Linked DNA regions of Homo sapiens: region 1 is linked to region 2. Evidence: chromatin contacts called from ENCODE Hi-C or POLR2A ChIA-PET data. All regions are on one chromosome and are shown on one strand. Each heading gives the region's core, a stretch centred on a gene start or an enhancer-like site at or near the end of the contact. The rest is flanking DNA. Distances are from core to core; before and after follow the strand shown.

What was found. A loop is a pair of places that touch in the nucleus more often than their neighbours do. ChIA-PET counts read pairs that join two places held with the same protein, here RNA polymerase II (POLR2A). Pooled maps may share reads with other maps.
Region 1: a loop to region 2 is called in a map of endothelial cell of hepatic sinusoid, with 8 times the contacts of the local background. The contact joins the enhancer-like site here to the promoter of VRTN in region 2. A Hi-C loop is called at or near these places in 4 of 168 maps with a recorded cell type or tissue (B cell, OCI-LY7, endothelial cell of hepatic sinusoid and 1 more), 3 of 37 single-sample maps with no recorded cell type and 8 of 50 pooled maps. POLR2A ChIA-PET finds 5 or more read pairs at or near these places in 5 of 52 experiments (B cell, PC-9, WTC11 and 2 more).

The regions. Positions count from the first base shown.
Region 1 is chr14:74,397,111-74,402,718 of GRCh38, reverse strand. No RefSeq gene overlaps it. Among named protein-coding and RNA genes, the nearest start is that of SYNDIG1L, 26 kb to the left of the region's middle. RefSeq lists enhancers at 711-1,040, 258-1,167. Within about 2 kb of position 2,263, at least 11 of the 41 ENCODE cell types and tissues checked have a DNase peak (open chromatin) inside an H3K27ac peak, as active enhancers do; they include B cell, OCI-LY7 and PC-9, where a contact is called at or near this core.
Region 2 is chr14:74,346,365-74,351,577 of GRCh38, reverse strand. It overlaps VRTN (vertebrae development associated), which reads right to left and starts at 3,107. Exons shown (of 2, transcript NM_018228.3): 1 at 2,926-3,107. RefSeq lists enhancers at 1,344-2,093, 2,094-2,844.

The DNA of each region.
Region 1 (5,608 bases), core at 1,014-3,513, 52 kb before region 2:
AGGGGATGTGGGATATAAGGGAGGGTAGCCAAATGGGCCCTGTGTGGGGGTGGGCAGATGGCAGAGGGGGCAGCCACAGAGGAGCCAGGAACTGAGGCCACCTGGCCTGTGGTCCAGGACAGCTGCTGGGCAAGTGGAGCCACGGGGGCTGTGGGCAAAGGAGTGGGAGGAGAGCCTCCCTTCACTGTTCCCCAGCCCCAGGGAAGAAGGGGTGTCCTAAGGGTGGCAGGCCAGGGGTCCTGGGGGCTGGACCCAGGGGAAACAGTGACCTGGCCCCACTCCGAGTGACAAGAATTTTTCCGATGGTGGGAAGGACTAGAAACCCACTCCCAGAACCCCGGCAGCCTTCTCCATCTCTTCCTCCCGATGAACAGGGCGGATAGACAGCAGGTCCATGGACATAGTTGCAGGGATTGTCAGAACAGTGAAAATACTTCCACAGTAGTTGATAAACAGGCCAAGCCCTAAACCCTCCCAGTGTTTCCCTCTCCTGCCTCCCTGGCCCCTCCCCAGAACTCCAGACTTCTCTGCTTCAGGAACTGAAGTGTTAACAGCTGACACAGGGCCCCGCCCCCTCCCAAATGCGTCTGTCCATGCCTGACTGCCCTGGTGGCTAAACGGCTCTGATGTTGCCCCTGGGCACATGCACCACTCATCAGTGTGCCCCTGCACCCTGCTGCTTCCCAGAGACAGACTCAGCACAGTCCCTGAACCCCACTCAGAAGGTGGGGCAGGGGTCAGTGGCCAAAGGTGTGAGTCCTGGAACGCTGCAGCAGGAAGGAACCCGGGAGGTGATCTAGTCACAATCCCTCATGCTACAGATGAGACAACAGAGACCCAGAAAGGGTTGCCAGTTGCCCAGTGTCACACAGCAAGTCACGAGCCAAGCCCAGGCCTTGCCTCACAGGCCCTGGAGTTGCTGAGCTAGGCTGGTGATGTCTGCTTGCCTTGGAAACAGAAAACCCAGGGACAACTGCCGCTGCTGCCCAGTGAATATTAACAAACTTGCTTCTCTCAGCCTTCCTTCCCCGGCTGTTTCCGGCTTCAAAGGCTTCCCCGGCTGGCCCCTCCCTGGGGCTGACACCTTGGCCCTTCTATTTTTGGTGGCTTGGTAGGGGTGGGGCAGGAGAGCGACAGCCTTGCTTTTGCCTGCCCTGAGCTCATGGCAGCCCCCGGGTGCTCTCTCATCCTCTCTGCCATGGGGGGAGGAGCTACTCTGGGCGGGGGAGTCCCCACGGGGAGACTCAGATGTTCTGAACAAAAATAAAAGGTGCTCGTGTGGCCCATCTGCATTTCCAAATACTTCCAGCCCACATCCCTTGAACTGCTTTTACCTCTCTCCCACTAAAGAGCCAGGCAGGTTTCAAAGCCAGTTCTAGCTCCTCCAGGAAATGACAGAGAAAGAAACTCCCAGGGGGCAGGATCCCTCAGAGGCAGCCAGAAGGGGACAAAGGGGACAGTGAGTGTGCTTGCACCAGTGGGCAGGGCTGGGGTGAGGCAGCAGGGCCAGGCTACGTTGACAGAGCACCCTGGGTGCACAAAGGACCTTCACACCACTCTTTCTACCACTGAGGCTGGTGTTCTTGTCCCCATTTCACAGACAGGAAGACTGAGGACCTCGAGGCCTTTCCCAGTTCCACAGATCAGTGAATGGTGCCTCGTCCTCTGGGAGCCTGCTGTGGCTCCACCCTCACCCACTGCCTCCCTTCCTGAAGCCAACTCCTGGCCATTTTCCCTCATTAACCTCCGCCAGCCCTGTCCCTAACACTTGCGCTCAGAGCTGGCTGGCCCAGAGCACAGCCCAGTGGTTAACAGCAGAGAAGAGGGGAGCCCACCACCCAGTTCAAATCCCATCCCCAGCCTCTGTGCAACTTCGGGTAAGATGTTGCTTGGTGTTTTCTCATCTGGAAAACGGGGATCGTGATGGTGACTGACCCCGTTAAGATGACTGTGAATATTACATGAATTAACACTTGTATGGCTCCCGCAAAATTGAGTGTCTCGTAAGTGCTATATGGAATTTCTTTAAAATTATCTCCAGCTGACCACCATTTAAATGGCTTCCCTGCCAGAAGTGTGTCACCTCCCTCAGCCCCATCCCTTCCATAGCCAGAGATAATAGCCAAAGTCCTGATAGCTCTGGTCCCTGCTGGTCTCTGGGCAGATCTCGGCTGGCAGCAAGCTGAAGGCAGGGCCTGTTTCCCGTCTCGCTGCCTTTGTTTAGGCTGCTCCCCCTGCCTGTAATTCTGGTATCTGCCTCCACACCCTGAGATTCTTTTCCTCCAAACTGATAAAAATAATTTTCCAAGACACGTCTCAAGAAAACCTCATTTTCTCGGCAGCTGTTTCTGTCAACTCACCCCAGCCCCAACACCAGGTAGAACTAGCCACCCTCTTTCGTGAACCACCGCTACACCTGTTCATATCGACATGACGGCCACATCTAGACATCTGCTTTTCTGAGGGTGGAGCTCGTGTTTGCTCAGGGCATCCCAGGTCTGACGTGGGGACTGCCTTCCACAGACACTCGACCCTTGTTCACTGTTGACATCACTGGGAAAGAAGTGACTTGCCTCCAGGCTGGAGGGAGTCGGGGCAAGGTTCTTTCCACTTTAATTTCCTCTTCAATGGGAAAATCATCCACATCTTGGGGTAGATGGGAGCAGGGAGGAAGTCTCTAGGTGGCAAGGACTTTACAATTCCGAGGACGATCAAAGAGACCAGAAAGAGCAGTATGAGCCCGTGGGGTGCCCAGCCTGGTGGTATCTGCAAAGGGACACAGCACAGAACTTTACCCACCTCCTCCCCTCTTTCATCAGGGATGCCATAAAGACCACCCTTCTGGTGCTGCAAGGTCTGTGCTCTGTAGGAAGAATAAACAAGGGGAACAAAGAAGCCAGAGCAGCTGCTCACTGCTCTCCTCCTCTGGTCTCCCCCAGGCTGTGGGCTGAGGATAGAGAAGAGGTTCTTCCTTGGTTTCCTCTGCACCCAACTTAGCCCCTGGGTCACCCCCAACCCCCATTGTCCAAAGGAGCCTACAAGTCTGGGTACCACTGGCCTGTCCACAGTCACCTCTGAAGACCAAGGCCAGAAACAGGAGCACTTTCCCATCCTTCACCAAGTCCTGTGACTCTACCACTCCCCAATCTCCCCGACTCTATTTCCTGCTATCTCTATCTCCAAGCCCTAGTCCAAGCCCCCATCAGCTCTTACTCAGACTCCTGCAAAACCTCCTAAATGACCTATCACATGATGCAACATGGATGAACTTTAAGGAGATCAGGCTAAGTGAAATAAGCCAGTCTCCAAAGAACAAATACTGGATGATTCCATTTATGTGAGGTACCTCGGGTAGTCACATTCCTAGAAAGAGAAAGAAGAATGGTGATTGCCAGGAGCTGGGGGAGGGAAAAACTGGGATTTGTTTAATGGGCATAGAGTGTCAGCTTTGCAAATTGAGAAAGTTCTAGAGATCTGTTGCAAAACAACATGCATGTACTTAATTGTACTGAACCGTACACTTAAAATGGGTAAGATGGTAAATTTTATGCTATGTGTTTGTTTTGTTTTGTTTTGAGACAGAATCTTGCTCTGTCTCCCAGGCTGGAGTACAGTGGCACAATCTCTGCTCACTGCAACCTCTGCCTCCCAGATTCAAGTGATTCTCATGCATCAGCCTCCCAAGTAGCTAGGACTAAAGGCGCATGCCACCACACTCAGCTAATTTTTGTATTTTCAGTAGAGACGGGGTTTCGCCATGTTGGCCAGGCTGGTCTCGAATTCCCAACCTCAAGTGATCCCCCCACCTCGGCCTCCCAAAGTCCTGAAGTGCTGGAATTACAGGCGTGAGCCACCACACCTGGCAAGAAATTTTAAACATAGTTTATCTGTTTCCTTGTAAGTACCTTAGAGCAAGCTTGTCCAACCTGTAGCCTACACAGCCCAGGACAGCTTTGAATGCTGCCCAACACAAATTCGTAAACTTTCTTGAAACATTATGAAGTGTGTGTCAGTGTGTGTGTGTGTGCACGCACGTGTGTTTAGCTCATCAGCTATCGTTATTATTAGTGTATTTCATGTGTGGCCTAAGGCAATTCTTCTTCTAGTGTGGCCCGGGGAAGCCAAAAGATCGGACACCCCTGCCTTAGAGTAGGGGAGCGCTGTAATTGACACATCTCTTATTTGAGAAGTAGTGTCTGTTGCCCTTATCAGGTTTAATTACAAAATTTGATCATGATCATATTGTAGCCTCTCAAAGTGCTCTAGAAATTGTCAGTGGTATACATGAAGCGGCAGTGGTGTCTGGTGCACTCTGAAATGCTATCAAAGTTGTACATATTTCCAAACATTTTTAAAATGAAAAGGCACTCTTGTGTTCTCATTCTGTGCGCTTTGCTATTGGAGTGACAAGGCATTTAAAGATGTTTCTGGCTTTTTTTTTTTTAATAAGGTGGTGTTAACTATCTGGTTATTGACTAGAAATCCTGAGTTATCAATTGTATATCTGTACGGTTTGTAAAAAGAACAAAACAACCAAGGCAGACTCTTGACGGCTCCTTGCTTGGCATTGAGGCTCTGGGGGAAGATGCCTTTTGGAGGGGCTGTAGCTCAGGGCGTGCACTGTGAATCTGGACCTGTTGACTCTGCAGGGCTTCCATTTAGCTTCAAGTTGTCTTGTTTCTGCATATAGTGACGGAGCATTCTGCTGCCATTCTTAGCTGTGGACAAAGAGGGTCAGCCGGCATGAGAAGTGTTTGGGGGGTTTAGTTTGTTTGTTTTAGTTAAGTGTGGTAATTTTTAAACTTTTTTTTTTTTTTTTGAAACAGGGTCTCACTCTGTTACCCAGGCTGGAGTGCAGTGGCGTGACCTCGACTCACTGCAGCTTTAACCCCCTGGACTCAGGTGATCCTCCCACCTCAGCCTCCTGAGTAGCTGGGACTACAGGCACCTGCCACCATGCCAGGCTAATTTTTGTATTTTTTTGTAGAGACAGGGTTTTGTCATGTTGCCCAGGCTGGTCTCGAACACCTGGGCTCAAGTGATCCACCCACTTTGCCCACCTCGGCCTCTCAAAGTGCTAGGATTATAGGCATGAGCCACCACGCCCAGCAGAAAACTGTTTTTAAACAAACTGTAGAACTCCTCATTATCAGCAAAGCAAGAGACATCACGTCAATGAAAGTTCAAGAACCGTCTGTATTTAAACACGATTTGTAATGTTCTGTTATTTTTTGTATGTTGAGAATGCTGAAATGTGTTTGAAGTTAAACAAATGTATTACATGTTTTAAATATTCTAATGCTATTATAAATCTGCCCAGTCTCTTTTCGAGGATGATTTTAATGCGGGGAGGAAAAAAAAGCAACCCTCTGAAATGTTCTCCCTGCCTCCTCCCTGGCCTCTTTTTAGCTACATTGAATTTTCCTGAAGGCAAATTTGGTCGAGTCATCCTCCCTTGATTAAAGCTTTCAAAGGACATCTATTTCTCTTAGATAAAAAACCAAACTAACCTGCTTATGAGCCCCTGCCACTTCACACCACAACCCAAGCTCCCTGCACCTCACCATGTCTGCCTTCCTTCAGCCCTTCACACTTGCAGGGCCTTTGC
Region 2 (5,213 bases), core at 1,858-4,357:
AGGGGACTGAGATTATGCCACTGCACTCCAGCCCGGGTGTCAGAGTGAGACTGTCTTAAAAAAAAAAAAAAAAAAAAAAAAACCTGGTAATCAGAATCACCTTTGGACAAAATTTCTAGGCTGTGGATTTCTTTAAAATGTGTATATTATAACAAATCTGGTATAACCTCTCACCATATTTCTATTTGTACCATATCATTTAACTCTAGAAGTTGGCTTTTATTAATCTGTCAACTTTTATGCCTTTTATATTTACTTTAAAAAGAAAACTATTACTTTTCTTTGGATTCAGGAGATAATCCATATCAGTCCTTAGTAAAGACAGCACTTAACATTATACAATTTTTAAAAAAGGAATCCTGAAGAACAAACTGTGTACACACAGACAAGCTTTTTCATTTTGGCAGACAATGATGTCAACAAGCAAGACGTTGGGTTTTTGTTTTTCTTGCATTATGTCACTTGTTGAATGCTATTTTACAACTGCATACAAATGAGTGCTCTGCTAGATACTTTGTAAACAAAATTAGGAAAATAGCTACCATTTACTGACTGCTTCCTATGTGCATTTAACTAGGTAATTCAACCAAAATCTCAGGAAAAACAAGAGGGAACAATATACTGAAGCTGTGTGGATATTTTTATACCCTTACACGCAATTAGCCGATTTCCTGAGGAGAGCATGATGTTCCCTGAAGTGTTAACAAGTATCTGCCAGCTTTTCACCCTCAAGCATTTGGAGTTCAGGCTTTTCAGTGGTAATTTTGTTTATATGTGGTTCTCACCTTCCTTCCATGTGAACTACAATTCCATCACACCTACGCTATCTACAGGATCCCTAGTCCGAGTTCACACCTGGAGGTTCCGGGTTTACATTAAGTAGCTTTCGCAAGACCACACAGCTTTTAAAAGCTACAAAGTCTAAGCAGCCTGACTCTCAAGCTCCCTTTCTAAGCACTATAATTCCATCATCCAAAATTCTCATTATCCAATGGATCCAGAAACTTATGGATTTTTAGGACTTTAAGACAAACCTGGCCATTTTACAGATAAGGAAATTGAGGTCCACAAAGGTAGAGTCGACTTGCCTGAATTCATGCAGCAGTGTCCAGATACCTTCCAACACAACGTCCAGATATGCCACACTTCCTCTTGCACAGTCCCCACCTGTCCCCACCCTCCTCGTCCCACCCTATCTACTCTTCCCAGGCCCAGTTCCACCCGGCTCCACCCAATTTCATTCCTTTCTCTTCCCCAAAGAGGTAGGAGGTACAAGTATGTGATACCCCACTTCTGGCTTCCTCAAAAGCTTAAGGAAAAGCAGCTCCACACTCACTCCCAACCCACAGATGGATTCGCCCACCAGAGAATAGGGCCGTGTGGAAAGGGTAGGGGCTGCACGGGGAAGCCTATCACTCTTAAGTAGACAATTGATGATGGGGTTCAGGTGCAACAGTCTTTTTGGCAATGGCTCTCTTCCTAGAAGTGCAATGCAAAGCAGACAAGCCGGTTGCCAGGTGCATTCAGGGAAGGAGGTGCAAAAAGTGATAGCTAATCTATGGACTTTGCCCAGCTGGCCTGCCCTGGCCCCCACAACTCTTGGAAGTGATCTGAAAAGGTATGAAACCAAGGAGGCAAGGCACACTCGGGATTGCACAGGCTCATCCCCTCCTCTTGCCTGAGATTAGAAGGGCGGGGGTAAAGGCAGGACATCCAGAGGCATCCAGCCAGGATCTTAGCTCCAGTAAAGCCAAGGAATGAATGAATGGCCACAGGCTACTCTGCAGGGCACTCACAGCCTCGCCTTCACCAAGGTCAGCCTCCCCGCTCCCCCATTCTTTATTTCAAGCATATGGGGTCTCAGAACCCAGGTCTGGCCTCTTGTCCCCTGCGTCTTAAGAGTGAGCCAGGAATCTGGGTGGGCCAAGGGATGGAGGGGCAAGAGATCTGCTGTTATGAGCCTGGCCTGGTCTTTAGAACAAAATCCTTCCCCACCAGCCTCATTCTGGGCTCTAGCTTACCATGGATCCCATGTTCTCAGCCCTCCCTTTTCTTCCTCTCCCTCCCAAAGCAGGCGCTGTGTTCTCTATAGTCAACCTGCACATGGGCCACCAGGTCTCAGTAAGGCTGTGGGTTCGATTCTCCCCTGGATGGCTGGCTCCTCACCCAGCCTTGCGCCGTGCCTCTCTGCCCTGCCCTCCCTGCCCTGGCCACACCAGCCCGACTGCACAGGCTGCGCCTGCCAGGGCCTAAGGGAGCGCCAGCCATCTTTGCTCCCTCCCCGGTGGCCCTGGAGGCCAGCTGGGCAAGGGCAGCTGCCAGGGTTGGCTGGTGGCAGCCAAGCCTTTGGGCTGTGACTTCCCAAGGAAATTCCCACCACCAAGGGTAGTGGCTGCACCTTGGGTCACAGGGGTGGGCCTGAGGCCACCAAGTCAATCCAGCCCAGTTCAGTTGCTCTACTGGACCACGTGTTTGGAAGGGAGGAAGAGTGCAGCCCACAAGGGGAAGCAGCACAGGCTCCCGGTTGCCCCTTAAGGTGCCAGGAGGCAATGAGTGGCAAAAGAGGGAGCTGGCAGGTCCGGGGCTCCAGGGACGAGGGATCCAACCTGAGAAGCCCGGGGAACCTGGGGAGGGACCGAGGCCAGACCATTGTGTAGGGTGGGGAAGGGAGATAGGCAGACGGGTGGGGGTGGGGACAGGGCTGGAGGTGGAGGTGGGGGTGGGGAGAAAGAGAGCTTGAAACAATGCGTCCTCTCCCTCTACATACACTCCCAGACACACATACACCACAGCATCTTCACGGGGCCACTCCTTGACCTGGGCCCAGTAGGGTCCCGAGATCATCCCTGACCCCGCTGGAGCCTCCAAACTGTACGGGGCACCCCCACCCTTCCTAGTTTTGAGGAAACTCGCTGTTTTACTGACCTGGAGTGTGACCCAGAGCCCTGGGGGCATCCACTTCTCGCTCCACCTTCCAGCCTGGGACATTTAAGTCACCCTGTGGGGAAAGGCCTTCTCAAGTAGCGTCCCCAGCCGAGCTCGTCTCACTCCAGAACCAGTTTCATATCTGTAGAGGACCATTGAGCATGGACCGTCTACAGCCAACTGGCCGGTGGGGAAGCGGCTTAAGCCACTCCCCCCAGGAAATCGCCCACCCTCAAGTGCTCTGTACCAAGATGAAAGAAGTGCAAATTCGGGGGTCACTTCCAATGGTAAAGTGATAGCAGCTATTGTCATCCACTCTCCCCAGCTGGGGGTGTTAAAGTGCCCTGACCCAGCTCTGAAACAAACCCCAAACTGCCCAGAGAAAAGTTGAAAGAAAGTTGAAAGATTTCCAAAGAGTTTGGGGGGAGGGGAGGGAATGGGAGGAGAAGGTTCAGATCGAAAGACCTAGGGGAAGAAAGTCTGTGGCCAGGCTTGCAGAGGAGGTGGAAGAGAGCAAAGCTGGGGCCCAGAAACTAGCTATGGATAATTGCTTAAGAGAAATACCTTGAGGCTCTCTGAACCCTCAAAATGCATCTCTTTGTGAGGCAGCTCTCACCAACCCCAGTCCTGTAAGACAGGCAGAACCAGGCAGACTGGAGAGCTACTCACGGCCCCATCATGGGGCAGTCTCCCTTCCCATCCAGGAAGGCCCCACTTTCTCTAAAGGCTGCATCTCCACCATTCTCTGAGCATCCCCCAGGCTTGGGGCTCAACACCTCTCATTCCCAAAGCAAGCCTGGGCCAGAGCTGCATCTGTTAGGAGCCAGGGGGCCTATCCCAGGGCACCTAACTTACTGAGCCCCACTGAAAGGTGGGGGCACGCAGTACCTGCAGCTTCGGTCCCTCCCCCATGGCTCACCTAGGGCCCAGGGGCCTCAAATAATCCCAGGAGGAACCAGTCCAGCCCCTGCTGATGGGGGAGGTGAAGGCCTCAGGATTGCAGCCTTGGTGGCAGCTTCCCCCCAAGGGGCTTTCCAGCCTGGCTTTAACCCTTTGGAGTGCTGTAGCTAACTGCTTCTTTCCAATTCCACCCACAGCTCCTCCGTGCTGTCTCTCCCCTGACAACCACTGTAAAATGCCCCCATGCATCCATTATGCTCCAGCTCCACTATTATCATTTTCTCCTCTCTCAATCACAGCTCCACAGTTATCACCAAAAGCAAAAATCCTTCACAAAACACCCTTTCCCAGGGGCACTGGAAGAAGAGCCGCCACACTTGAACTCAAGTCCAGTTCCTGCATCTTAATCACACCCGCCCCACCCACCAGGAATGGCAGTGGCCTGAGGCTGTGGCTTAGCGGGTGTCTTGGACTTGGGTTTGAATGCCAATCCTGCCCCTTACTAGAATGTGGCCTTGGGCAAATTGTTTAACCCCTCCCAGCCTGACTTTGTGGTTAATGGGGTATAGCATCTACCCCAGAGAGTCATTGGATAAATTCCACGAGATGATAAAATTTAAAACATTTAGAACTCTGCTTGGTACAAAGAAAGTGTATTCTAGTTCTCAGCCTTTCCAGTTAATTTGAAATTATGTTTAAATTCTTAATATAAATATGCTGTATTTTTAAAGTTTTGGAGAATAGTGGTTATCTCATAGGAGGAGATGGAATTACGAAATACCTTTTCTTTCCACACTATGTTCTCTCTGTGCTGTTTGACATTTTATAAAAAACGTCTGCATTACTTGCTATCATTTTAAAAACCAATGAAGATAATTTAAAAATTTTTAAAAGGCTAATGGAATCTTTCAAAGTGTTTTTTAAAAAGAAAGTAGTGAAAAAACAAAAAGGTTTGTTGGCTTTTCCATTACAAAAGTAAGAGTGTTATTTAAGAATAATTGGGAAATTTTTTTAAAGTAAAGTAAAGGGAAGAAAAATTACCTATAATCCCATTATCTAAAGACAGCTATTGTTAACATCTCAGTATATTTTGTTCTAATCCAGTTCTTTTTTCTTAGAATTACACAAGTTAAGCATTCTCTTTACAAAAGATTGAAATAATACAGAATAAAATGGCCAGGCGTGGTAGTGCATGCCTATAGTCCCAGCTACTCGGAAGGCTGGGGCCAGAGGATTGCTTGAGTCCACAAGGTAGAAGCTGCAGTGAGCTATGATGGCACTGTTGCACCACTACACTCCAGCCTGGGTGACAGAGTGAGATCCTGTCTTAAAAAAAGAAAAAAAAAGAGTAGGTAAGCAAGTCCTTGTTCCACACCCAACACATTCTC